Linked DNA regions of Homo sapiens: all the other regions are linked to region 5. The links are chromatin loops, found by intact Hi-C in ENCODE. Cell type or tissue: GM12878. All regions are shown on one strand.

Region 1 (5,000 bases), 360 kb after region 5:
GCAGCTTGAGTTGACATCCATTTGTATAGGACAGAGTTTCTCAGGCTTTAACTTGCATCAGAATCACCTGGAGGACCTGTTGAAATAGATTGCAGGGCCCCATTCCCAGAGTTTCTAATTCATACATAGCTCTGGAGGACCTGATAATTTACATTTCAAACAAGCTTCCAGTGATGCTGATGTGCTAGACTGGTGGACGGCACTTTGAGAATGACTGGTTTGGAGTTTCAGAGTTCACAAGGCACTTGTACCTTCATTTTCTCTGTTAACCCTGAAGTCAAGCCTGCAAGGAGCCACAATGAGCCCTGACTTACGGGAGCAAGAGATAGAGGCTTAGGTGAAGTCACTTACCCAAGCTTTTCAGTCCTTCAGCCAAGAACCGTCTCACACTGACTGGGCGTGACAGCATCCTGGTGCAAGGAACTCAGCTTAAGGTGCTAACACTGCAGGTGGCTGTGGATGAACTCGGCCCTGTTACCTGTCACCAGATAATCCAGAAATCTGCTTTCTCCCAGAAACTCAAGCTAGGAAATTCTCCAGATTATCCTATTGGTGAATGTGGCTAAATCCTGGCCACCTTCCCAAGGAGTCTGTACTGCCGCTCCTGGTAGGTTCCACCCAAACCCTCCTGGGCCCCTTGAATCCTCTTCTCTGTCCCAGCCCATACCAGAGGCTCATTCATCCTTCATGCAGTTAATAGGGTGCGTTGGAGCCTCACTCTGTGCACCCTGGTCCAGGAATATCTGCCCTGTTTGCATATCTGGAGCCTTCAATGCAGCCAACACTGGCTCACTCTGAGAGGTGAGAGAATCACTGCTGTGCCCCGGCCCAAGTGGAGGAGGGTGGGGAAGGGAGGGCAGGACCCAGGGAGATTTCATGCAGCGGTGAACATTTAAATTTAATGATCCTCCTCAGTTTTGAAGTCCATTGGCCAGGAGTCTGTGTATTGTTTTTGTAAGTGTGTGTGCTATGTTGTAGGAGGAAGGAATATGACTTTCCTCAGACTTACACTCTTGCTGCTGCTATCTGTCTTTGAAAATGGGGACAAAATTGATTATTTTCTTTATCCTTGTTTGCATCAATCACCCAGGCCATCGTCATCTCTTGCACTGTAATTTTGATATGGCTTTTTGCATCTTCTGCTCCAATTCCATCCACTCCTCTCCACCTCCAGGGGCTCTTTCAGGGTGTCTCTGGAATGCTTGGTTCATCCTCAGCATGTTTCTGCACCTCTTTAACCCTTCCCTTCACCCTCCTGCTCTTACTGAAACCTGGCTCTGCCTGAGAATACTGCTTTATCTCAGTCCTTTCCAGGGGTGGCTGTCTTTTTTCCTCCCTTAACCCTTATGTCACAGGGCCCAGGGATGGAGTAAGGTCCTCCTCGATGCTTCCAGATCATTCTTCCTCCTCCAATTCACTGCTGTAGCTCCAACTCCCGCCGCCCTCTAGTGTGTCCTCTTAATGGCAGTCATTCACCATCTTCCTGTCCCTCCCCTTCATTTCTTGGATGGTGACTGTCACTTTGCTGCAACAGAACCCTGTCCCAATCCTTGATGGTTCAATACACACATAGACATTCTTTTTAACAGGGCGGCCTCTCAGGTCTTTAATTTTCTTCCCTCCAATAACCTTGTGATGATCCCCCAGCTTAGCCACTTACTGCCAGATCATTACCAGTAACTCCAGCCCCTCCTTAATTCTAGTTTCTAATATCCTAATCTGTGACCTCACATTCCAACTTCTTCATTCTTATCCCCTGAGTCAAAAAATCCTTTGATCCATGCAATCCATTAAGTCATCTACCTTTTCACCATTCTTCGCCCCACTAGGGTTCTCATTCCTTTATTACCCAGATGAAATTCCAAGGCCTGTTGGAATCACTCCCTTGCAGCCACTGTCAATACTTCTGCCCCTTTTACTTCATCACCCTTATGTGGCAAAACCACAGCCCTGGTTGAGTCCAGCCTTACCCCTGCTCTGTGCCAGCACCCGCACACGCATGGCTGATGGAGGTTGGAAAAATCCACACATGCACAGGGCCCTGTATGTCAATATACGTTTCCAACCTCCAGCCTTGCATATGCCTCAGTGCTGCCTGGCAACACATTATATGTTTTCCTTAGTTCCTTCAGTCTCCTGGGTTCCTAGGTGAGTATCTCACACATTCTTCTCTCTCTGCAAACCTCCAACACCTCCACGTCACTTTCAACTGATGACTTTGTTTCCTATTTCACTTGAAACACAGAGGCAAACATAAACAAATCCCACCCACTGCCACCACTCTGCCCATCTGCCAGCATGGCACCCCCCAATCTAGGCCTTTCCTGCTGTCACTTGGGGTGGGCTGACTATACTCCATCCAAGTCCTTTTTACTTATGCACTCGTATCGTACCCTCTCACCTGCTCAGGACGTGCCTCTAGCAAGTCCTCTCATGCTCCGGCAACATCATGGTTCCTCTTCAGCAGACCAGTTATACTGGCACAAAGCATGCAGCTGTTCCTCCCATCTCCACCACCCTCTCCATCTCTTTCTCACGTTGCTCTATCCTTAATTATAGCAAAACCCATAGGAAGTGTTATAGAGACCCCCCTTTCTGTAATTTCTCCTGTTCTATTTTAAACTTGCCCCCAAAGTACACTTACCAAAGTGGCTGTAGTCTCCGCCACTGCACCTAAACTTCCCTTGCTGAGGTCATCACCAGCCTGCACGTGGCCAAACCCACTGCTGTCTCTGCTCTCCTCTTATTTGACTTTTGAGTCATGTGAGCACATAAATGATCCAAACGGCAACACTCCTAAGAAATGGTTGTACCTGGACAAGAGGCATAAATTGGGGCCGTCTTAGGAAAGCAGATATACAGCCATCCTACCTTTAGGCACTCACTGTTGGATGCAATTGGTCACTCTTCCTTGGGACCTTTCCGCCATTGGCTCCACTATACGCACTCTCCTGGTTTCCTCCCCTCTAGCCGCTGTCTTTGGTCTCCTTTCTGATTTTGCTGCGTCCTCTGTCCCCTGAATGATTGCTTCTCCACTACGGGGTGATTTTGCTCCCCAGGGGACATTTGGCAATATCTGGAGAGGTCTATGGTTGTGTTTGAGGGTGTTGCTACTGCCATCTAGTGGGGAGAGGCTAGAGATGCTGTTAATGCCCAGGACAGTCCCCATAACACAGAATTATTCAGCTCAAAATATCCATGGTGCCAAGATCAAGAAACCCTGCTCAAATATTAGCATGTGCTGAAGGCCCTTCTCTTTCCTTTAGCAATATCTGCCTCCTTAGGGATCTTTTCTAGTCTCAGTGGTTTAACATTTAAAATCCCAAATTAGGCAATAAATTGGGCCCCAAACTTCGTTAGTATAAAATGTAGAACTGTGTTATTAGAAGGCTAATAAAATGACCTGGTGAGCATCTGCAGCTAGCCTCTGAGCAATTCTGGGGACCACGTGCAAGATAAATCCATCTGTTCCCTCTCTGTAATGTGGCGCTACCTTGTGGCCGATTTTTCCTCGGGTTAAATATCTCTGGGGATGCAACTTGTCGTGGTTAATGGCTGTGTGAGGCCAGCGCGTGGTGATAAAGGAATCAATCAAGACAATATTGAATTTAGAAAGGCAGATTTATTTAGAGAAAAGGAGAGATACGTTGCAAGGGAGCAATGGGCAATACAGCAGAGGGAAGGCTGTCTGCAAAGAGGCAAGGGCTACGTATGACGTAGGGCTGCTTAGGCTGAATGCTTGCAGACAAGATGCTTGCGTGCAGGTGGGCTGTGAGCTGAGTGCTTGGGTGCTAGTGAGCCATTGGCAGCTGACCCTATTTCTTGGAACATTCGCTCCCTGCAAGCATTTTAATGTTAAACCGCCAGGTCAGTTTGAATTTTCTTTTTTCTTTTTTTTTTTTTTTTTTTGCCTTTAGTAGGACCTGCCGTTGTGAGACTATCTGAGGTAAATTAGACACCCTCCTGGTTTAAGTCACCGCTCCAGTGACTAGGCAGGGAGCTCTTCCTTGAAGAGGGTGTGGGCAGTGGGTACTTTGCATGTTGTCCACACCAGGCGAGCTGCTGCTTCAGGGCCTTTGCATTTGCTCTTTTCTTTGCCCAAAATGCACTTCTCTCACTGTTCACATGATTTTTCTCCCTCTTTTCCTTTTAGTCTTTGCTTAAATATCACCTTCTAGGGAGGCCTTCCCACACCACCTCTTCAAGATTTGAGGGTATGCACCCCCACCCCTAGCCTTCTTATCCCTCTCCACTGCTTTCTTCTCAAAGCACTTGTTACGTTCAAATAAAATAGATTAGTTACTTTATAGTTCTAATTTTACTATTTTTTGTTTACTTCATCAATACCCATGTAATCTCTGGAAGGAACGTTTCTTTTTGTAGTGTATTTCTAGCACCTAGAACAGTACTTGGCACATGGCAGGTGTTCAAAAGTATTTGTTGATTATTTTCTCAAAGGGCATGGAGTCTTAGAAGTTTGAGAACACAGTTCTAAGCACAGCTGTTTAGAGACTATGGATGATGCTAATGGCTGTATTCCCAGTAGGTGGGGCAATTCTCAAATTGACCTGGAATCCTTGAGATCTGGGGACAGTCACCAAGCACTGGGCTCTGTGGGGAGAGATGTGCTGGTTTTTAGAGAGGAGAATAGCATCCTGGGGGACTTGGCCCCAGGGCTTTCCTGTCCCAATCTCTTCCCAACTGAGTCCCAGAGGCAGGAGGCCTTGTCTGTAGCTGGTCAGTCCTGTAACTGTTTCCCTCCCATCTACACAGATGCAAAGAAGGCTGAGAAAAGCAAGCTGTCAGGTGAGCAGGGGCCCTGACTCCTCCCCAGAAGGCACTCAGAACTTCCATAGGGCAACTGGAAAGAAGGTTCTACTTCCTCACCGGCAGCTGTTGCTGGGGAAAAAACCAGCCTCAGGCCCTACCCTGTGCTGAGAACCTGAATCCAGTATCAGGTTCTCCAACAAACTTGGATCCAGCTGACCCTCACAAGGGGT
Region 2 (5,000 bases), 92 kb after region 5:
CCACTGCCAGAGGAGAGTAGGGTCAGGCCAGAGCTCCAGGATTCTGCTGTTGGTGGGCTCTGACTACACAGTGGGGGGCACTCGCCGGAGGCATCGTCTGGAGGTGGAAAGTGGATCTGCCGACAGCCATCGTGGGTGTTCCGTCCTTGAGTCTGCTTTTCATGATGTTACTCATCTGTTTGCCTGTGGGGATGAACATCAAATTCCGAAAACAAAATGAAGCCAGTGGCCAGCCCACACCGCTGTGCCCTCCTGATGAAGATGCCCTGAGCTAGGCAGTTGGCCCGCCTCAGAGTGATGAAGGCAAGCTTGTTGTCACCCTCCTTTCCTGAGCCTGCCCAGGACCTGCAGGGAGAGTAGGCAGAGGAAGGCTACTTCACCCCCTCACCTGGACCTGGTCTCCTTTGATGCTGGCACAGAGGATGTGAGGAGTCTGATAGAGGCTGTCTGATTTTCTCTAGGGTCCTGAATATAAATGGACAACAACGGTGGTCATACTCTTCCATCATTCATTCATAAATACCCCCAAGCATACACACACAAGTAATTGTAACTGGGTGCACTGCTGCACACCTGAAGTCCCAGTTACTCTGGAGCCTGTAGTCCCAGTTACTCCAGAGTCTGTAGTTCCAGTTACTCTGGAGATTGAGGCAGGAGGATTGCTTAAGAACAGGAATTCACGTCCTAGATCCTGGGCAACATAGTGAGACCTCTGTGTAAACACACACACACACACACACACACACACACACATAAATATAACCTACATATCAAATTTTCACTCAAAACCTCCTCTTCTATTTATGTTTTTAAACCAGGCCAGGCAAGGTGGCTCACGCCTGTAATGCCAGCAACTCAGGAAGCTAAGGTGGGAGGATGGCTAGGAGTTTGAGACCTGCCTGGACAACATAGCAAGATCCTGTTCCTAAAAAAAGTTTTAAAAATTACCCGGGCATTGTGGTATGCACCTGTAGTCCCAGCTACTTGGGAGGCTGAGGTGGGAGGATCACTTGCGTCCAGGAGATTGAAGCTGCAGTGAATTTTGACCGTGACACTGCTCTCCAGCCTGGGCAACAGAGTGAGACCCTGTCTCTTAAAAAAAGAAAAGATATGCCAAATAAAAACTTTAAAAAAAGTCTGCAGTCCTGACAGCCCACCAAATTAAGATTCTCAGCTGACGTTAGCAGACTACCAGTTCCTCACCACCTGCTTCTTCCAAAGACTCTGCCTTTTGCCAGAATGCATATATTACTTTATCTTTTCTCTCATGTACACATTCTGATATATTTGTAGATGTATTACTTTTCTTTTAAAAATAATTATTTTAAACTTAAAAAATGTAAAGATAATACATGAATATGGTAAAAAAAAAATTCAAACAGCATGGAAAAATGTAAAATGAGAAGAAAAAGTCCTCCTCCCCATGGCATTCTCATTTCTCAGGGACAGCCACTGTGAACAGATTGGTGAGTATCTTTCCCAACATTCACAATGTCTGATATGCATGTTTGATGTCACCCCAATAAAACCGGGTGTCCATGCTCTTGCCTTAGCACAGTGACTGTGGAAAAGAAATACAAATCTGACCTCATGTTTGAACTAGTCTAGTTCTTTACTTAAGATCCCCGGAGGCCGGGCACAGTGGCTCATGCCTGTAATCCCAGCACTTTGGGAGGCCGAGGCGGGTGGATCGCGAGGTCAGGAGATCGAGACCATCCTGGCTAACACAGTGAAACCCCGTCTCTACTAAAAAATACAAAAAATTAGCTGGGCATGGTGGCGGGCGCCTGTAGTCCCGGCTACTCGGGAGGCTGAGGCAGGAGAATGGCGTGAGCCCAGGAGGTGGAGCTTGCAGTGAGCCGAGATTGCGCCACTGCCCTCCAGCCTGGGCGACAGAGTGAGACTCCATCTCAAAAAAAAAAAAAAAAAAAAAGATCCACGGAGAGTGCTAAGGACAGAGGCGCACAACACACATATATGTGTCTCAGGATTTGCAGCTGTAAGCAACGGCAATCACTGTTTTCTGTTAGACAATACTGGTGCTCATAGAATCTCTGGATAACTCACAGCTAGGAGGCTCTGCAGACGAGACCAACCCCCAGAATCATGTGGCAGATTGGTCTGGTTAGAATATGACCACAGACATAGGCACTGGTGGCTGCAGCTTGCAACACCACGACACCCACTCTGGGTCCTGGTTGCTGGCTGCGTGGACCGCTCCAACTGCCACCCAGGAGACTGGAGGTATTGCCACCACTGCCACCTCATGGACTGAGTGGGTTTTACAGAGTGCCTCATGTGACTAATTTCTTTTTCTTTCTTTTTTTGAGACAGGGTCTCGGCTCACTGTAGCCTCAACCTCCCAGGCTCAGGCAATCCTCCCACCTCAGCCTCCCAAGTAGCTGGGACCACAGGCACGCACCACCACGCCCAGCTAATTTTTGTATTTTACTGTGGAGACGGTTTCTCACCATGTTGCCCAGGCTCATGTGACTAATTTCTGATTCAGACACAGGGTGAGTACATTTGATTGGTGGAGTCACGAGTCCCAACCCTCCCTGCAAGGAAAACTGAGGACATGAGTCTCTGGCATTTTCAGCTTCTGCTGTGAAGGGAATTCTGCCTTCTGAAGACGGGGTTCCTTTAACAGACAGAGGATCAGACGCTGGGTGGCTCGAAAGAATGAAAATTGCCTTCTACAATACCACCCTACAAAGCTTCCTAAAAAAACTGTTTTTTCTCTGACCCCCAAGTGTCTTCCTCTCTCTTTCTCTTAGGTCCCCTCTCTCCTTGACTCTCCATCCTACCGTCTGCTTTTTCTACTGCCTTGTGGAGTTCCCTGATTCCTTAGAGGGTGGTGGGGAAACTGAACACTTCGGCTTTATATGTGTGCTCATATACATATGAGCAGGCCTAAAATATGTGTGCAGTTTTTACACAAGGGATGTCGTAGTCTGCCCAATGTTTGGCACCTTACTTTGAACAGCACAGATAAGGGATCACTCCATTTTCATACAGAGTGCTGCCTTATTATGTTAGATGGCTGAACAGTGAATGAACCATGATTTCTTCTTTTTTTTTTTTTTTTCCTGGAAGCATGCTAGATGGCTCACCATGATTTATTTAGTACATCTTCCCCTGATGGCCATTAGGTTGTTGGGAGCCTTTAGTAACTGAAACAGTACTGCACCCTGGTGCATGTGTATTACTCGTCTGTGTTAAGTAGGGATGTTGCTTAGCCCAGCTGGAGGAGAATTCTAGTTTTTAACACTCCTGGGTGTGAAGTCACAGTGGGCTGGATGGGCCTCCCAGCGCCTGCTTCCAGAGAAGTCTCTATATGCCTCGTGGGTGGATGTAGAACCTGGGAGTGAGGCTTGGCAGGAAATCTGCAGTGAGAAATGTCACAACCCAAACAGTAACTCATACACAGAGCTTCGCATGTCTCATTCCACAAGGATCAGCAGCTGGACCATTACCTGGAGCTATAGACTTGATGAAAGCCCCAGAAATGGCTAAGGCAGAGGAAGTGCCTGGGAGTTGTTTGGCAATTTGACACAATATCTTTTAGATATTTTTAAAGCCACTGAGCAAATCAAATCCTCAAGTTTAGGGATGGATTCAAAGGCCAGTCCTTTCACTATCGGACTGGAATGATTTTTAGTCATCTTACCTCTCAGCATTTACTCCTTTTCCCAGATGCAGCAGCCCCACCTCCTTCCAGGGAGTCACCTGTCCAGGTCAGGTGCCTCCTCAGGGGAAGCATCCCTCACCCGCCAGATTGCCAGGGCGTGTGACTCTATCTGGGCCAACCACATCCTCTCTCCTGGACTTTGACTGCTGCGAGGAGTGAGGCTAGAACCAGAGAAACCTAGCTGATGCTGACTCATGCTGGAGGTTCCTGCGGAGTGAGCATCAGAGCTCATGAGCTCATCTCCCTAGAAACCAGCATGCCTGAACTTGACCTCTGGCTTCTGCAGCCAGGCGGCAACTGTAACAACAGCAACTCCCTCCCTACTCCTCAGGGCCCATATCTGCCCAGCTTCTCCTGCCTTGGTCCAGTGTGGTCTGTACTCCTCCTGTGCTGTCCTCCCAGCCCCTCCACCATTCTGGCTTCCTGTTAGGTAGAGACCCCCTTGACCCATCCCATACCTCCCTCACTTCCATGCCCACCTGGGAGCTGCAACCAGAGCCAGCTAAAGCTCTGCATCCCCCAACCCAAGTACACCTTCATTGTCCCTCCAAAGCCCTGTCTCACCTCAATGAGATGCCTCACTGAGATGCTGGAACCATTTCATCCTCAGTAATTGGGGTCAGTTTCTCCCCAGTCCTGTGACTTCTGCCTCTTGTCACCCTGAGGGCAGGCAGGAGAGCCCTGGTGTGGCAAAGCTGGTTGGGGAGCAAATGGGCACAGGAGAGAAGAGGGAAGGTGTGGGAGGATGAGTCACTGGCAGAGTGGGCAGGGGCGCTAAGGAAGGGAATGAGTGCATGGACCTGGGCTTGATGGTTCAGCTACTGAACACCAAGATGCTGCAATTTGAGAGTTCCAGAAAGTTCTCCCTACTTAGCACTAGCTATTTTACCAGCCTGGGTTAATATAGGATCTTTAGATCCCTTGAGAAGATGAAAATATTTAAATTGTGACCCCATTAAAATCCAGGCACTATCATTTGGATTTGTTCATAACTCAGACCCAGCAAAGACCAAGCAGTAAGAGGATGAGACACCGGCCTGCTGGCTCCAGAAGAAGAAAAACAAATCAGAAAATCTGAATTTGAGGCCCGGTTTCCAATTTACTACTGAGCCACCTTAAGCAAGGTGTTTGATTTTTCTAAACACCAATTCTCTCATCCACATCAGGTCTCTCCTGCTGTCTGGAGAATGGGTCAAAGTGGGCGAGGGAAGGAATGACCCGGAAGTGAGGCTGGAGGGGCAGGAAAGGAGTGGAGTGCCAGCATTCCTGCTCCGCCCTGCGCTTCCCAGGCACCCCTTACACACACCTC
Region 3 (5,000 bases), 340 kb after region 5:
CGCAACTTATACGTAGAAGAGGTAACAGTCCACAAACAGAAAGGCACAGGACGAGAGTGGTCTGGGTGATGCTTCCTGTGGGGGAAAAGGTGATGAGGGTGCATCTGCACACCTATGTTCATAGGTAAGTCTGGGAGGAGGTGACCTCCCCTTTGGTTGAGGTGCTGAGGCGTCTTGTTAGAATGGCACTATTCCATTTATCTGATGCAGTCTGTGGGAATTTTGTGGTATGGCCACCACAGGTACCATGCTGGGAACAATGCCAGATACTGCCTGCTAAGCCACAGCATGAGTCACATGAGCATTTGTGGGCTTTGGGAACTAAAGTTATTGAACGATAGTTATCTGAAAAGGAATTTAGGGAAAGGGGACTTTAGTCCAGCGAACAGTTTGCAAACCAGGGGGAGGCAGCCTTCAGCGTAAAATGAAGACGTGTGTGCCCCAAATAACAAAGGGAGAGTTTGTCTTTTAGAGAGTAAGTTTCCACCCAGGTTCCACTTAGGCAAATGAAAGATGCAAACTTGCTTAGTTCTGATTTGTTTACATTTGCTGAATTCGGATTGGTCCGTGCAGGCTTTTCTGGGAACTCCAAATACATGTATGACCTCTAGTCATACATGGCAAATGGCCGCTTGGCTCTAATTTGAATTTAGGCCCAGTTAGTCACTCAGGATTAACCTTTTTCAGGGTTCACAGCTCTGAACAATGGACTTAGACCTGCAGGACATAGTCTGTTCCTAACTCTGGGACTACCTGTGCCTTTTGACTGTGCCCAGTGAGCAGCTGTGGCTCTGGGCCCAGACCCACAGGGCGATAAGGCACAGAGGTACGCATGGAGCAGGCTGTCCTTGCTGAGTGATCATGAAGATACACTTACATAGAGCAGCACTTTTCCTTCCAGTCTTTGTGATTTAACTCATTAGATCCTTATAACAAGAGTCAGTCCTCTATTTAACCCATGAAGCACAGGTGGAGTCCAAGCTTAGTTTGTGAAGGATGAGCCAAAAGGATTCTTCTCTTGTAGACCTCAAGCTCAGCTCTCTCCATGGGCCCTGGAGTAGGTGAGAAGGCCTCTGTCTTCCAGAGCCCACTGCCAATCATCTACATTTTCTGTTAGCCCAATTCTAGGACATTGCTTTACCAACTGAAGGGTGAGAACTATCATAAGTTATAAAAATCAATTGAAAAACAAAAAGGTACAGAACAGAAAATAAAAGATGAGAATCTATTAAACATAGTGATGTTACTGGAAAAGGGGGTCTCAAACCAGACCCCAAGAGAGAGTCCTTGGATTTCACACAGGAAAGAACTCAAGGTGAGTTGCAGGGTGCGGTGAATTGAGAGAGTTTATTGAAAGCTATTCCATTACAAAGTAGAGCATCCTCAGACAGCAAGTGGAGGAACATGCCATCATTAAATTTTTCTTATATAGGAATCTTGTCTATATAAAGACTAAACTAAGCTGTGGCTATGTGTGGGTGGGCCGACAGCATGAAAACATTTATTCTCCTATTGATTTAAAGAGAACTATCCTTGACATTTTAGTGTGTTTAAGTACATCAAAGCATAACTATAATTATCTTGAAAGCATATATTTTTATAGGGATTGGGACATCTGGGCTTTCTGTTGTTGTAGAAGTTTGTCCTTGCAGGGATTACCAAGCCACTTCCTTAGCTGTAAACATCTTAGGGCCATGGGTCCTGACTGGCAAGGAATGTGTCTTGCTAGTTTTAAGATGGGCTTGATTTGAAAATGGTGTCCATCTGGCTCTCCTAGGCTCCTGCTTTCCTAACAGTAAGGGTAAATGCTATGTTATGAAATGTCATTTCTGCCTTTAGCTTGCAAACTCTTGATGGTGAAATTCTCCTGTCCGTTTTCAGTGGGGTATTTATTCTGCATCCACGTCTTCACAAGGAGCTGAAAACAAATTGGATGGAAGCAACTGGGTTTTATGGGACACGTTAATGTTTTAATGTCATTTGGTGTGGAATTCAGATGTCCAAGCAACATTTTACACTACAAATCTGCAACTTTAATAATCACTCAAAGTACCTGAACCTCAATGCTTTCAGACAGACTTGGTATAAAGCCACCACCTCTTTCTATTATGGCAGCCCTATCCTGAGGACACAAATTTCTGCAGGGCTTCTGGCATATCTCTGATTAAACAAATGTCAACAAGGTTAAAACAAATGTCATCTCTGATTTGTTTGTTTTAAAGCCTGGATTTACTCATTGAATATTTCACTCCTACTAGCATGTCTTGTAGTAGTTTTCTTCAGGGACCCTAATTATTGCTATTAAAAATATGTGTGCAGCTACATGTTTTTTTTTTATCAATTTGCAATGAAAACTTTAATTGAATAATCTATTAGTGTTATTATTTGAAAGTGAAATCTTTTCCTTTTGCTTTCTTGTTCTCACACATAGTGCAGACAGTTTCCACACGGGCTCATAAAAGGAATGATTCTGCCTTGTGTGAACTTTTTGCCTTTATTGTTAATTGCACCATTTTGTGACTGGCTTCTTGACCCTGTTGTAACCAAGCTCATAATGTACATTATTTCTTATTTTGCAGTTGTAGACACTTGAGGAAGTTCCCATTCTTTGTTTCTTCTTGCTTTTGTTCCCTGTGATAACTTTTTCATGCAGACATTTTTTTTTTTTTTTTTTTTGAGACCGAGTCTTGCTCTGTCATCCAGGCTGGAGTGCAGTGGCATGATCTTGGCTCACTGCAACCTCTGCCTCCCAGGTTCAAGAGATTCTCCTGCTTCAGCCTTTCTAGTAGCTAGGATTGCAGGCGTGCACTACCACACCCAGCTAAATTTTTCAAATTAGCCACCCCACCTGGCTAATTTTTGTATTTTTAGTAGAGACAGGGTTTCAACCATGTTGGCCAGGCTGGTCTCGACCAGGTGATCCACCCGCCTTAGCCTCGCATAGTTGCAGGTGCTATTCTGAGCTCAGGGCTCTGGCAGCTACAAGCCCAAGATGCGGTCTCCAACATGTGGCCATTCAATGTCATGGCGCCCTCTACTGGTCCTGGGAAGCGCAGCTCTGCCAGTAGCTCCAGCAGGGCACAGCTGTTAAGTCGTGATGTTCTACAGGTGACCAAAGGGCAATCTCTGGACTCCTTAGCCGCTAGGTCCTCTCTGTAGCAGGACCCAGGAGAAGGCAGGGGCTGAGGATGGCTCTCTTAGACATTTGTGATGAACCAAACGTGTGCATTCATGAAACTTCTGTGAGCAAGCAGGTGAGTAGAGTTGGGTTATAAAAAGTCTTAGGGTCTCACTACAGAGATGGACTTGCTGTGTAGATGGTGCAGAGCCGCTGAAGAGTTCTACTTGGGGTAATGGTGTGATTGGGTTTGCGTTTTAGGAAGATTTCTTGGCCAGAATGAGGCGGGCAACCCAGAGCAGGGAGTGGCCAGAGGTGGGTGTGCAGTTATGGGCCAGTAATCCAGGTGATAAATGGTGTCTCTGAGCTTCAGGTGGGGGTGCCACATGTCTCCATCTGCTCTGTACCCTTGAGACTGGCCTTATGGGCTGCCTTAGTGGTCTGTTGTCCTCTATCTCCTGGTTGGGCTCAGGCAATGGGAGATCAGAGGGAGGAAAGAGAGCTTGGTTAGAGTGCACCCGCGCCCCTTCAGGTTGGCAGTGGCCACATTCCCCTATACAGAAGGCCACAGTTTCTGTCAGTGGCCCTCCCACAGCCCCAGCTTTCTCAGTGGGCCAGCCACCTCCCCATCCCTTGCTCCTCCTCCTCCAGAGAGGGTTGTGGATTTCCACTGTCAGCAGTGCCTGGAGCTCCACCATCTCCTGCTGCTTCCTCTGGACCTGCCTGCAGTTTTATAAATAACCTTTCCTTACATTACCTCTAGCATGCACCTTTTGTGTGTATACTCTGCCCCCTGTCAGCACATGACTCATGCCAAAGAGTTTGAATTTTTTTCTCCAGGCAACGGGAGGTCATTGGAGGATTTTAGACATTGAGAACAGATGTGTATTGTGGAAATATCTGTCTGACTGAAGTGACCAGGATGGTCCAAAAGAGCGAGAATTTGAGGCAAGCAAACCATCAGCAGGCCAGCAGCAGAAATCCAGGTCATAAACAGGGAAGCTGAGGCTCACAGGGTTGGATCAGGGAATGGGAGAGGGAAGCCAAACAATTCCATGAGCATGTCAGTTGCACATATGACTTGGTAACTATTTTTATTTTTATTTTTATGTTTTGAGACAGAGTCTCGCTCTGTCACACAGGCCAGAGTGTAGTGGCATGATCACAGCTCTCTGCAACCTCTGCCTCCTAGGTTCAAACAATTCTCCTGCCTCAACCTTCCAGGTAGCTGGGACTACAGGTGCGCACCACTACACCCAACTAAGTTTTGTATTTTTAGTAGAGATGAGGTTTCACTGTGTTGGCCAGGCAAGTCTCAAACTCCTGACATCAGGTGATCCACCCACCTCGGCCTCCCAGAATGATGGGATTACAGATGTGAGCCACTGTGCCCAGCCGGTAGCTAATTTAAAAAAGCTGTAAATTTAATGTTTTGGGTTTTTTTCAGGCCACAAAATGATTGTTTCAAAAATGTCAATAGCATCAAAATGTTCTGCTTTTCCCTGTCTTAAACCACTCCCCAACATTTCCCACACAAGCTGGGCTAAGCCAGCTGGCCCTTTCATTGGTGTTAAACCTGGATCTTTCTGGAACCACTGTTAAATCACTTAGACTAGTCTAAGAGATATATGGTCACCAGCCTGTATAGTGTCATCAAAGTATAATGTGAGCCACCTACATGAGCCACATAGGTAATTTTAATTTTTTTTTGTACCTATGTTAACAAAAATGGAAAGAAATAGGTGAAGTTAATTTTTCAAATATATTTTATTTAACCTAATATTCAAATTATTATCACTTCAAAATGCAATACATATAACATTGTTGAGACATTTTGCATTCTTTTTTTGGTGCCAGGTATTTTTTATTCTTAAAATATTTA
Region 4 (5,000 bases), 290 kb after region 5:
CTGTGCCTGAAACAGGGATTTCCCTGCCCTTTGTGCAAGCTCCAGAAACAGGAGTCAGCCTGAGTCCCGCAGCTAAGAACGTGGATTCTGGTCATTTTCTCATAGCGAACACACTTCACAGGTCCTTCAAGGGAGTACATTTTCCTATAACTCACCTTAATCTCAGTTGAAGCCTCGTTTCTTATTTTGCACTGTGGCCAAAAACTAAATCTCATTTCTTTCACGTAAACTTCAGCAATTCAATAATAGTACAGTCATTTTATGTTTCAACTGAACCAAGTCAGGGTTCCACTCCTGCCTCCCCTTTCTGCTCTGAGGACATCCATGAAGTGGAGGGGGTCTATGTAGCCTGGAGCTATTGGTGAGGGGCGATGGGTCCGTGGTGGTCTTGGGGAACTGCGGGGCTGTGTCTGGCTGGTCTGGTGTCTGGTGATTGGCCTTGTTCCACGCGGTTCACGCTGCAGGACAGTTCGTGTCCTTCTTGTCCTAATGATCAGCTTTTAGGCTCACGGGCCTGTCTCTGCTGAGATATGGAATAGGACAGCCTCTGGATCTTCTTTAAACTCTCCTGGGGCCACAGGGGACTCTGTTTGTGTCTGTGCCCACATAGGATGATTCTGCCCAGACCTTTGCTGCCATTTCTTGCTGTTCTGCTGTTTTTAGTCTCTGGAGGGCTTGCAGTTTCCTTGGGGTCCCTGTGGAAGCAAAGCAAAGTCCTCTCCACGCTCAGATGTCTAAACGTATCTGGGTTTTATCGTCCACCCATCCCAGAGCTCAGTCTAGAGGAGGGGGCAGCCTTCGGGTTCTCTCCTTCCTCCCAGAGCCTCTTCCTTTGCACCAGGGCAGCCTCTTCCTATCTGTTGGAAAGGGCTGTCTGGTTCTTGAATATAGAGTTGCAGGTTTGAGGGGTGTAGGCTGAGGTAAGGCAAACTATCACATGGAATAAAAATTACCCTGTGTCAAGGAACAACCAGAGCTGGACAGTTTTTAAATGTGAAAACCAATTTTATTCAGGACTATGGCGAGAGGTGAAGTAAGACCTCAGTATAGAACTGGGCTCAATTCCAAATGCAGCATGGGCAAATGGGAATGTATAGCCTAGGAGCAGGGTGGGAACCTGTGGATGAAGAATTACTAAAAGGGCATATCAGGGGTGAGGGGGCGTCCTGGCTACACCCACTAACTACTGTTGCTGAAGAAAGGCCTGGTGACATCACTGGGGAATGGTGGGGGATGAAGAATCCAATCAGATGGATATTGAGGATAAGGGGATCTTGATAAACTGGCTTAGGAGGGTTTTTGCTAAAACTGGTTTTCATAGGTAAGTCCACAGATAGGTCTTGGAGAAAGTTCAGGGACCTACGGTTTGTTCGGGCAGATGCTTTGTCATCTGTCACACTGGCACTGTCACCTGGCTTTCCTTTAGTCCCTCCCCCCCTTTTTTTTTTCTGGAGTAGTTTTGGGAGACCAGAGGAGCAGGGAGTTAGGGAGAGTAGTCAGAAAAGGCCAGAGAAAATAAGGAGGTGTCTGTAGGGAAAATCCTTAAATCCTCTAATTAAATTAATTTAATTTATTTATCTGGGACAAGGTCTCACTCTGTTGCCCAGGCTGAAGTGCAGTGGTGTGATCTCGGCTCACTGCAGCCTCGACCTCAGGGCTCAAGCAGTCTTGCCACCTCAGCCTCCTGAGTAGCTGGGGCTCACAGGTGTGCACTACCATGCCCGGCTAATTTTTGGGTTTTTTTTTTTTTTTTTTTTTTTTTTTGTAGAGATGAGGTTTCGCCATGTTGCCCAGGCTTGGTCTCGAACTCCTAAGTGATCCATCCACGTCGACCTCCCAAAGTGCTGAGATTACAGGCATGAGCCACTGTGCCCGGCCTAAATTCTCCAATTTTTAAATGCTTCCCTGTTCCCTGTTCCAGATTTGGGATATTGACTGCTGTTAAATCAGCGATTTCTCCCTGTGGAGAGGTAGCCAATAGGAAGCAACAAGAGTGAGGAGTCCTTATATCGAAATAGAGGGTAAGAGAAGAGACAGATGTTATCTTGGCAGTGATTTAAGAACAGCGAGTCTGTAAGCAAAGCAAAGCAAGGCTCCCAGGTGCTGAGAAACAATGGCTTTCTGGGGAAGCGTCTGTGTTCAGAACCTTAAGTTGGAAACATCTCTGAAGATGTTTGCCATGAAGGTTTTCTTCTGAAGTTGAGTCTTTCATCACTAGGTAGGCGTGTTTTGGAGGCTCTATCAAACAGATCCTGTGTTTATTAGGAAGCTGTGGTTCATAAAGCCCCATGCTAATTTTGCAGGTAGCAGGGTGGCCCTGGCCTGACCCGGGGACAGAGTGGCTGTCCTCCCTCCAGGCAGGAAACTCTCTCCTGCCACCTAGTGGCTGCATACCCACATTTCAAGGGAGCTTCTGGGTGGTGAGTTTACCAGACTATGGTCTGAGGTAGAGTTAAGCAAAACAAAACTAAACTGCATAAAGAAACAGAAAGAAAATCAGGTGTTATAAAAACAATTTGGCATTTGTTTGTGTTTCAGCTCCGTGTCGATTTATTGCTTCCACAAATAGTGCCGATATGCACCAGGCACTGTTGTAAAACTGAAAATATGTTTTTGGATGTGCCCAGTCTGTGAGTATTAAACGATGGTTGATTTGAAATTTGCTATGATTCATATTTCTGGGGGTAAGATGCAGGATTTCTTTGGGGGGCCTAGGATGTGGCATTCCAGAATTCTCAAAGAATCAACCCTGGTGGGACCAGGAAGAGCTGAGCTGAGGCCTCTCTGCTCATGTGTACTTACTGGAGATCATGGAGACAGGTGAGCCTGAGTGCACGTCTCACCAAAGCCACAGCAGAGGGGGAGGAGGCGGAAAGAGAGCTCTCTCCATTTCTGAGAAGTTAATGGTAACAATGGCATACATACCTACTTTACAGTTGAAATTGGAAACCACAGCATTAAGTGTTTCCAATGAAATTTGGCAATTTGGGAGTTTTCTGAGCTGCATTGGATGTGGTTTTGCATGCTGTTAGGATGAGCAAGAGATGATGGAGAACATCTTCCTTTTGAGCTTCCTCTTGGACGTGGGTCACTCCCACTCATGGAATTAGAAAGCTTAGACCTAGACTTGAATCTCACCTTCTCAAGGTGCTCCCGGGCAAATCACTTAAGATCCATCTTCTTCTCCTCCTGCTCCTTCTCCTCCTTCTGAGTTTTTTTTTTTCTTTCCAAAATTCAAATGACACGGTACTGGTAGAAGAAAAGGTCCAAGTCTGCTTTTACAGCTCCCCTCATCCCCAAATGTACTCCGACCCCAAGATGACCATGTTATTATTTGATTGGCATCCTTCTAGTTTCAACTCATTTCTTTGCATGTATATGCACGTACATATACACTATTTTATTTTGCCAGGGGTCACGGTTAGCTGCATTAATTTCTTTTAAAATAATCTTTATTTAGTTATAGTTTACATTTAACAACATACTCATTTAAGTGTATAGCTTGATAAGTCTTCACTGTAAACCAAAAATAAAATTCTAAGCCCCCCCAACCATCTGAATGGACCCCTCTTCTTGGCCAAGAGCATTCCAAAGTTAACCTGAAAAAACTAGTTCAGGTCATGATGGAAGGGAAGGTTGGACATGCCCCAGTATACCCTTCTCCCTTTTGGAATTCAGGAAAAGCTGACCAGCATTAACATCAACACAGACCTTATGTCTGATAGGAAACTTTGACAATCTATTCCCTCTGAAGCTTGCTACCCGGAGGCTTCATCTACAAGATAAAACCTTGGTCTCCACAACCGCTTATCATAACCCAGACATTCCTTTCTGTTGAGAATAATCTACCTTGTAACCTGGAAGCTCCCTGCTTCAAGTTCCCTCACCTTTCCAGATTGAACCAATGTAAACCTTACATGCATTGATTGATGTATTATGTCTCCCTAAGATGAATAAAAGCAAGCTGTATGTTGACTGCCTTCAGCACAGGTTGTCAGGACCTCCTGAGGCTGGGTCACGGATGCATCCTTAACCTTGGCAAAATAAACTGTCTAGATTGACTGAGACCTATCTCAGATACTGTTGGGTTCAAATATATAACTTATGAAACTAATACACAAATCAAGTCATAGAATATTTCCATCACTCCTCATCTACCCCCAAATTTCCTTATGCGTCTTTGCAGTCAACCTCCCACCCCATCCCCAGGCAACTGCAGATCTACTTTTTGTCTCTGCACCTTCAACTGACCCTTTCTGTGATTTCATATGAATGGAATCATGCGCTGAGCAGTCTTTTGTGTCTGGCTTCTTTTGCTCAGCATAATGTTTTTGAGGTTTGTCCATGTTTTTGTGTTTGTCAATGGTTAATTTCTCTCCATTGCAGAGTAGTTTTCTATTGTACATGTGTACCACAATTTGTATATCCATTCCATTGCTGATGGACATTTGATTTGTTTCCAGATTTTGGCAATTATGAATAGAGCTACCATGAACACCCAGGTACAAGTCTTTGTGTGGACTTATGTTTTCATTTCTCTTGGAATGGAACTGTCATATCAATAAGTATATGTTTAACTTTGTAAGAAACTGACAACAAATTATCTGCGATGGTTATGCCATTTTGTTTTTCTACCAGCAATACACGAGCATTTCAGTTGCTCCACAACTTTGCCAAAACTTGTTTTCTTTAATTTGGACATTTAAGTGGTGTACAGAGGCATCTCATTGTGGTTCTAGTTTTCTTTGCCCTGATGACCAATGGTGTTGAACATCTTTTCATGTGCTTTTTGACCATTTACATATCCTCTTTTGTGAAGTATCTGTTCAAATATTTTTGCCCATTTAAAACATTTGGGGGTTTGTCTTATTATTGTGTTGGGAGAGTTCCATATTTATTTATTTATTGAGATGGAGTCTCACTCTGTTGCCCAGGCTAGAGTGCAGTGGCGTGATCTTGGCTCACTGCAACCTCCACTTCCTGGGTTCAAGCAATTCTCC
Region 5 (5,000 bases):
ACTTGAACCCGGGAGGCAGAGGTTGCAGTGAGCCGAGATCATGCCATTGTACTCTAGCCTGGGTGACAAGAGCGAAACTCTGTCTCAAAAATAATTAAAAAAAAAAAAAGTGGAACCGTTTAGTAGATAATAATCACATAAAGAGTTATCAACTCTTTCCCTGTGTCAATGTTAAACATTCCCACCTCCACCTTCATCACATACTCTGTTGGAGAAGGGTACTTCTCTGACCCATAGCCAGGGCTGGCTGGTGAGACTTGTGTTAGCCAATGAGAGGTGAAAAGATGTGACATATGCCACATCTGGGCGGAAGTTTTAAATGGCATGCATCTTGTAGCTTTGCATTTTGTGTTTCATCTCTACGTTGTGGGAATGGCCTTAGAGGATGATGCTCATTCAGTCCGGGACCAGGAATGAGAATAGAAACTGAGCAGAGCTACAGGTCAACCTCAGTCCTCATTTAAATGATCAAGAACTACATGCTTCTTGTTGTAAGCCACTGAGATACTGTGGTTATTTGTTACAGCAGCAAAACCTCAGTGATACAATAGGAACAGGCAACTCACAAAAGAGGAAAGGAAAAATATGCAGTCTCTCTAACCATTAGAGAAGTGTAGATTCCAGTGAGATTTTTGGTCCTTCAGATTGGCAAAAACTAAAAAGTCTGATAATATCTAATGTTGACAAGAAAATGTAGAACTAGGCTGGGTGCAGTGGCTCATGCCTGTAATCCCATCATGTTGGGAGGCTGAGGTGGGTGGATCGCTTGAAGCCAGGAGTTTGAGACCAGCCTGACCGACATGGAGAAATCCTGTCTCTACTAACAGTACAAAAATTAGTCGGATGTGGTGGTGCATGCCTGTAATCCCAGCTACTCAGGAGGCTGAGGCACAAGAATTGCTGGAACTCAGGAGGTGGAGCTGAGATCATACCACTGCACTCCAGCCTGGGTGACACAGCAAGACTCTCTCTCAAGAAAAAAAAAAAGAAAGAAAAAGAAAAAGAAAATGTAGGCCAGGCGCAGTGGCTCACACCTATAATCCCAGCACTTTGGGAGGCCGAGGCCGGCGTATCACCTGAGGTCAGAAGTTCGAGACCAGCCTGACCAACATGGAGAAACCCCGTCTCTACTAAAAATACAAAAATTAGCCAGGCATGGTGGCACATGCCTGTAGTCCCAGCTACTCGGGAGGCTGAAGCAGGAGAATTGTTTGAACCCGGGAGGCAGAGGTGAGCCAAGATTGCGCCATTGCACTCCAGCCTGGGCAACAAGAGCAGAATTCTGTCTCAAAAGAAAAAAAAAGAAAAGAAAAATTAAAAAGAAAAGAAAATGTAGAAATAGGGCCAAGCGTGGTGGCTCACACCTATAATCCCAGCACTTTAGGGGGCCAAAGTGGGAGGATAGCTTGAGGCCAGGCGTTTGGGACCAGCCTGGGCAACATAGTGAGACCCCATCTCTTAAAAAAAAAATTAAAATAAGTAGAAAGTGTAAAAATAGGTACCTCATAAGCTATTGTTCATGGTACACACATTTTGGAGGAAAATTGCTGATACATTCCAAACTCTGCATGCTTGTTTGTGCCCGAGTTCATTTGGGATTGGGAGGGGAACTGAAATCACAAGAGAAATATTCAAGGGGTTCTCACACTCTCTTTGTATTGTTTGAAATCTTGTGACAATTAATTTATGTATTACTTCAACAGTTTGTAGGAAGCTTAATTTTTTTTTTTTTTTAGATGGAGTTTCGCTGTTGTTGCCCAGGCTGGAGTGCAGTGACACAATCTCAGCTCACTGCAACCTCTGCCTCCTGGGCTCAAGCGATTCTCCTGCCTCAGCCTCCCAAGTAGCTGGGATTACAGGCGCCCACCACCACACCCGGCTAATTTTTGTATTTTTAGTAGAGATGGGGTTTTGCCATGTTGGCCAGGCTGGTCTCAAACTCCTGATCTCAGGTGATCTGCTTGCCTCGGCCTCCCAATGTGCTGGGATTGCAGGCATGTGCCACCACGCCTGGCCAAGTTTTTATTTTTATTTTTGCTGTATTATTTATTCCTAATTACTTTGAATCATGCTAGTTCATGTGGTCTTTAAAAGTTTTTACTCTTTTTGATTAATTTTTATGTGTTAGTCTTGGATTGATTGACATTTTAATGTTAATTCTTTTGTTGCCATCATTTAGATATTTGTACCTTTCTTTTGAAGTTATACCTATCCTTCACTTAATGACTAATTTATTCCTAAAAACTTTGCTGCTAAGTGACAAACCTGCATATGAAAAAAATATTTCTATTAATTTTAATGAGAAAATACATCATTTATCTCAATCCAAGACACGTGAATAATTTTAATAGAAAAAAAATCAACCAAATAAAGAAAACATATTTATGTCAGTAGTAAACAACAATTTTTTTTTTTTTTTTGAGACGGAGTCTCCCTCTGTCTCCCAGACTGGAGTGCAGTAGCATGATCTTGGCCCACTGCAACCTCCGCCTCCCGGGTTCAAGCAACTCTCCTGCCTCAGCCTCCTGAGTAGCTGGGGCTACAGGCACGCGCCACTACGCCCGGCTAATTTTTGTATTTTTATTAGAGACAGGGTTTCACCATGTTGGCCAGGCTGGTCTCAATCTCCTGACCTCGTGATCCACCTGCCTCGGCCTCCCAAAATGCTGGGATTACAGGCGTGAGCCACAGCGCCCAGCCCAACAAGTTTAATGTAAATAAATATTATGTGCATAGAACTTCGTGTAATGTAGATATGTTGCCTTCCCCAAAAGAGGAACTCAGGACTTGACCATCGGGGAAGGGGCATTTTTCATCTTGCACCATTGTCCTCACCAATTTTTCAGTCTTTTGGGAGCTCATGATTACAGTGCCCTCAAACTTTACAGAAAATAAACTTATGGCACCCCAAATACGTTTGAAACAAAATTAAGGCTAAGCAAGGGCGTTTCCTAGCATGGAAGCATGCATGGAATTAAGATGCTGGCTCTGCCGCCGACCAGGAGGTGGCGCTGTCCCACACAGACCAGAGGCAGCTGCTTCCACGTGAGGCCTCCGGCTGGGAACTGCGCATGGAGATTTTGGGGTGTGTCTTTGCTGGAAACCCTAAGGTCAAGTATTACTTCTTACAGTGTACTTATTTAGTGTGTTTTTGGGGAGTCATTATACTGTAAAAAGGGAGTCATTACAAAAAGTGGCATAACTTTAGTTATTAACTGAATGGTGCTATGTGCAGATAAGTCCATAGCCCTGTATTTTAAAGATAATAGTTTATTCTTTCTACTTCTTAGGTTGGACATTGATTACACACATGTTTATTATAATATTTTTAAGAACACAAAATAAATGAAAGCAGGGTATGTATAGAATGGTGATGAGAGTGTATTATGAAACAGATTTTGATCTATCTAAGTCTGAGCTCTCTTGAGGTACAAAAATTAGAAGGAATTAGTAAAATTAAAACCTGATGTGAATAAAACAGGAAATAAAAACAAGGCAAAAGATGATTGAAAGGATTAATCTCAAATTGCTTCTTTCAGGATAAACTATATGCACCCTTCAGGAGACTGAATAGATAAAGAAAGTAAAAGGTTAAAAACAGATGCATTTAGAAATCAGAAAGGAATGTAATCAGAAATTGTCTGGAGGCTACTGCATGCCACTCTAGTAAAAATATTTCCTGCTGAACTTCTAAGGATCATATTTGACACAAGATGTAGAAAACACAAGTGTCCTAGTTACTGTGGAAAAGTTTGGAAAGGTGATTAAAAAAACGTTGTTTTTATTTTTTGAGACAGAGTCTCACTGTATCGCCCAGGCTGGAACGCAATGGCGTGATCTCGGCTCACTGCAACCTCCGCCTCTCAGGTACAAGCGATTCTCCTGCCTCAGCCTCCCAAGTAGCTGCAACACCACGCCCCGCTAATTTTTGTATATTTATTAGAGACAGGGTTTCACCATGCTGGTCACGCTGGTCTCGAACTCCTGACCTCGTGATCTGCCCACCTCTGTCTCCCAAAGTGCTGGGATTACAGGCATGAGCTACCATGCCCAGCCAAAAAAAAAAAATCGTTATATATATATATAAAATCTCCTTTCTCAGATTTTCCTCCTGTGGACATTTTGCTTTATTTGCTTCATTGCTTTTCTTTCTCTCTGTTCTTTTATTTTTGGAGACAGCATCTTGCTATTGTTCAGGGTGGCAACAGCAGTGGTGTGATCATGCAGCCTCGACCTCCTGGGCTCAAGTGATCGTCCTGCCTCAGCCTCCCACATAGCTGGGACCACAGGTATACACCACTATGCCCAGCTAATTTTTTTTTTTTTTTTTTTTGGTAGGGGTCTTGCTATGTTTCCCAGGCTGTTCTCAAATTCCTGGGCTCAAGGAATCCTCCCACCTCAGCCTCCCAAAGTACTGGGATTACCGGTGTAAGTCACTGTGCCCGGCCTCTCTCTGTTCTTAACATTTTTTTTCCCTGAACAATTTGAGAATGTGTTGCAGACATCATGGCCCTTTACCCCAGATGTAGTGTAGAGTGCACTAGTGAGGGAGCTTCTGGTATCAATGGGAAACTCACTGGTGGAGTCTCCATAGGCTAGGAGTGACAGTGAGATACGATGCCATTGAACTGGGCTCCCTAGGGTTAATGGGAGTGACAGGATTCTGAAATAGCAGAGGCAGGTGGAGGCACTTAACCATCAGAGACAAAGTGAGTACAAATTACTGGAATGGGCAGCAAGCCTGGACTGGTAGTCAGGGTGCCGTGATACGCAGATACCTGTGGCAATGGCCAATGGTCCACACAGTCCCCTGGGGAGAACACCATCCCATGGGGGATATTGCCTAGAGTATTATTTGACTGTATAACCAGGAAAAATGAAGATCTGGGGAGCAGAGCCCTATGTCATCTTCCACAATGAAAATCACAAGTCTGGCCAGGCACCATGGCTCACACCTGTAATCCCAGCACTTTGGGAGGCCAGTGTGGGTGGATCAGGTG

Evidence for each region. Peaks named below come from ENCODE experiments on the same cell type or tissue, not always from the same donor. Only the 100,000 strongest peaks of a DNase experiment are listed, where the experiment ranks them.
Region 1: it touches region 5 in a loop (4-fold over the local background); 22 of 110 quality-filtered maps call a loop at or near these places.
Region 2: it touches region 5 in a loop (8-fold over the local background); 24 of 110 quality-filtered maps call a loop at or near these places.
Region 3: it touches region 5 in a loop (10-fold over the local background); 22 of 110 quality-filtered maps call a loop at or near these places.
Region 4: it touches region 5 in a loop (8-fold over the local background); 10 of 110 quality-filtered maps call a loop at or near these places.

The regions. Positions count from the first base shown.
Region 1 is chr2:112,955,891-112,960,890 of GRCh38, forward strand. No RefSeq gene overlaps it. Among named protein-coding and RNA genes, the nearest start is that of IL36G, 20 kb to the right of the region's middle. RefSeq lists a silencer at 3,165-3,214. In GM12878, a CTCF peak has its summit at 3,126 (motif pointing left); a DNase peak (open chromatin) is centred at 3,122; H3K27me3 peaks cover 312 bases.
Region 2 is chr2:112,688,801-112,693,800 of GRCh38, forward strand. No RefSeq gene overlaps it. Among named protein-coding and RNA genes, the nearest start is that of NT5DC4, 30 kb to the right of the region's middle. RefSeq lists a silencer at 2,314-2,500 and enhancers at 3,233-4,432, 3,851-4,090. In GM12878, a CTCF peak has its summit at 2,251 (motif pointing left); a DNase peak (open chromatin) is centred at 3,891; H3K27ac peaks cover 2,113 bases.
Region 3 is chr2:112,938,900-112,943,899 of GRCh38, forward strand. No RefSeq gene overlaps it. Among named protein-coding and RNA genes, the nearest start is that of IL37, 30 kb to the left of the region's middle. In GM12878, a CTCF peak has its summit at 3,032 (motif pointing left); a DNase peak (open chromatin) is centred at 2,982.
Region 4 is chr2:112,882,720-112,887,719 of GRCh38, forward strand. No RefSeq gene overlaps it. Among named protein-coding and RNA genes, the nearest start is that of IL37, 26 kb to the right of the region's middle. In GM12878, a CTCF peak has its summit at 2,381 (motif pointing left); a DNase peak (open chromatin) is centred at 2,362.
Region 5 is chr2:112,597,204-112,602,203 of GRCh38, forward strand. It overlaps LOC124907869 (a long non-coding RNA gene), which reads left to right and starts at 2,656. Exons shown (of 2, transcript XR_007087193.1): 1 at 2,656-3,110. In GM12878, a CTCF peak has its summit at 3,007 (motif pointing right); a DNase peak (open chromatin) is centred at 3,009.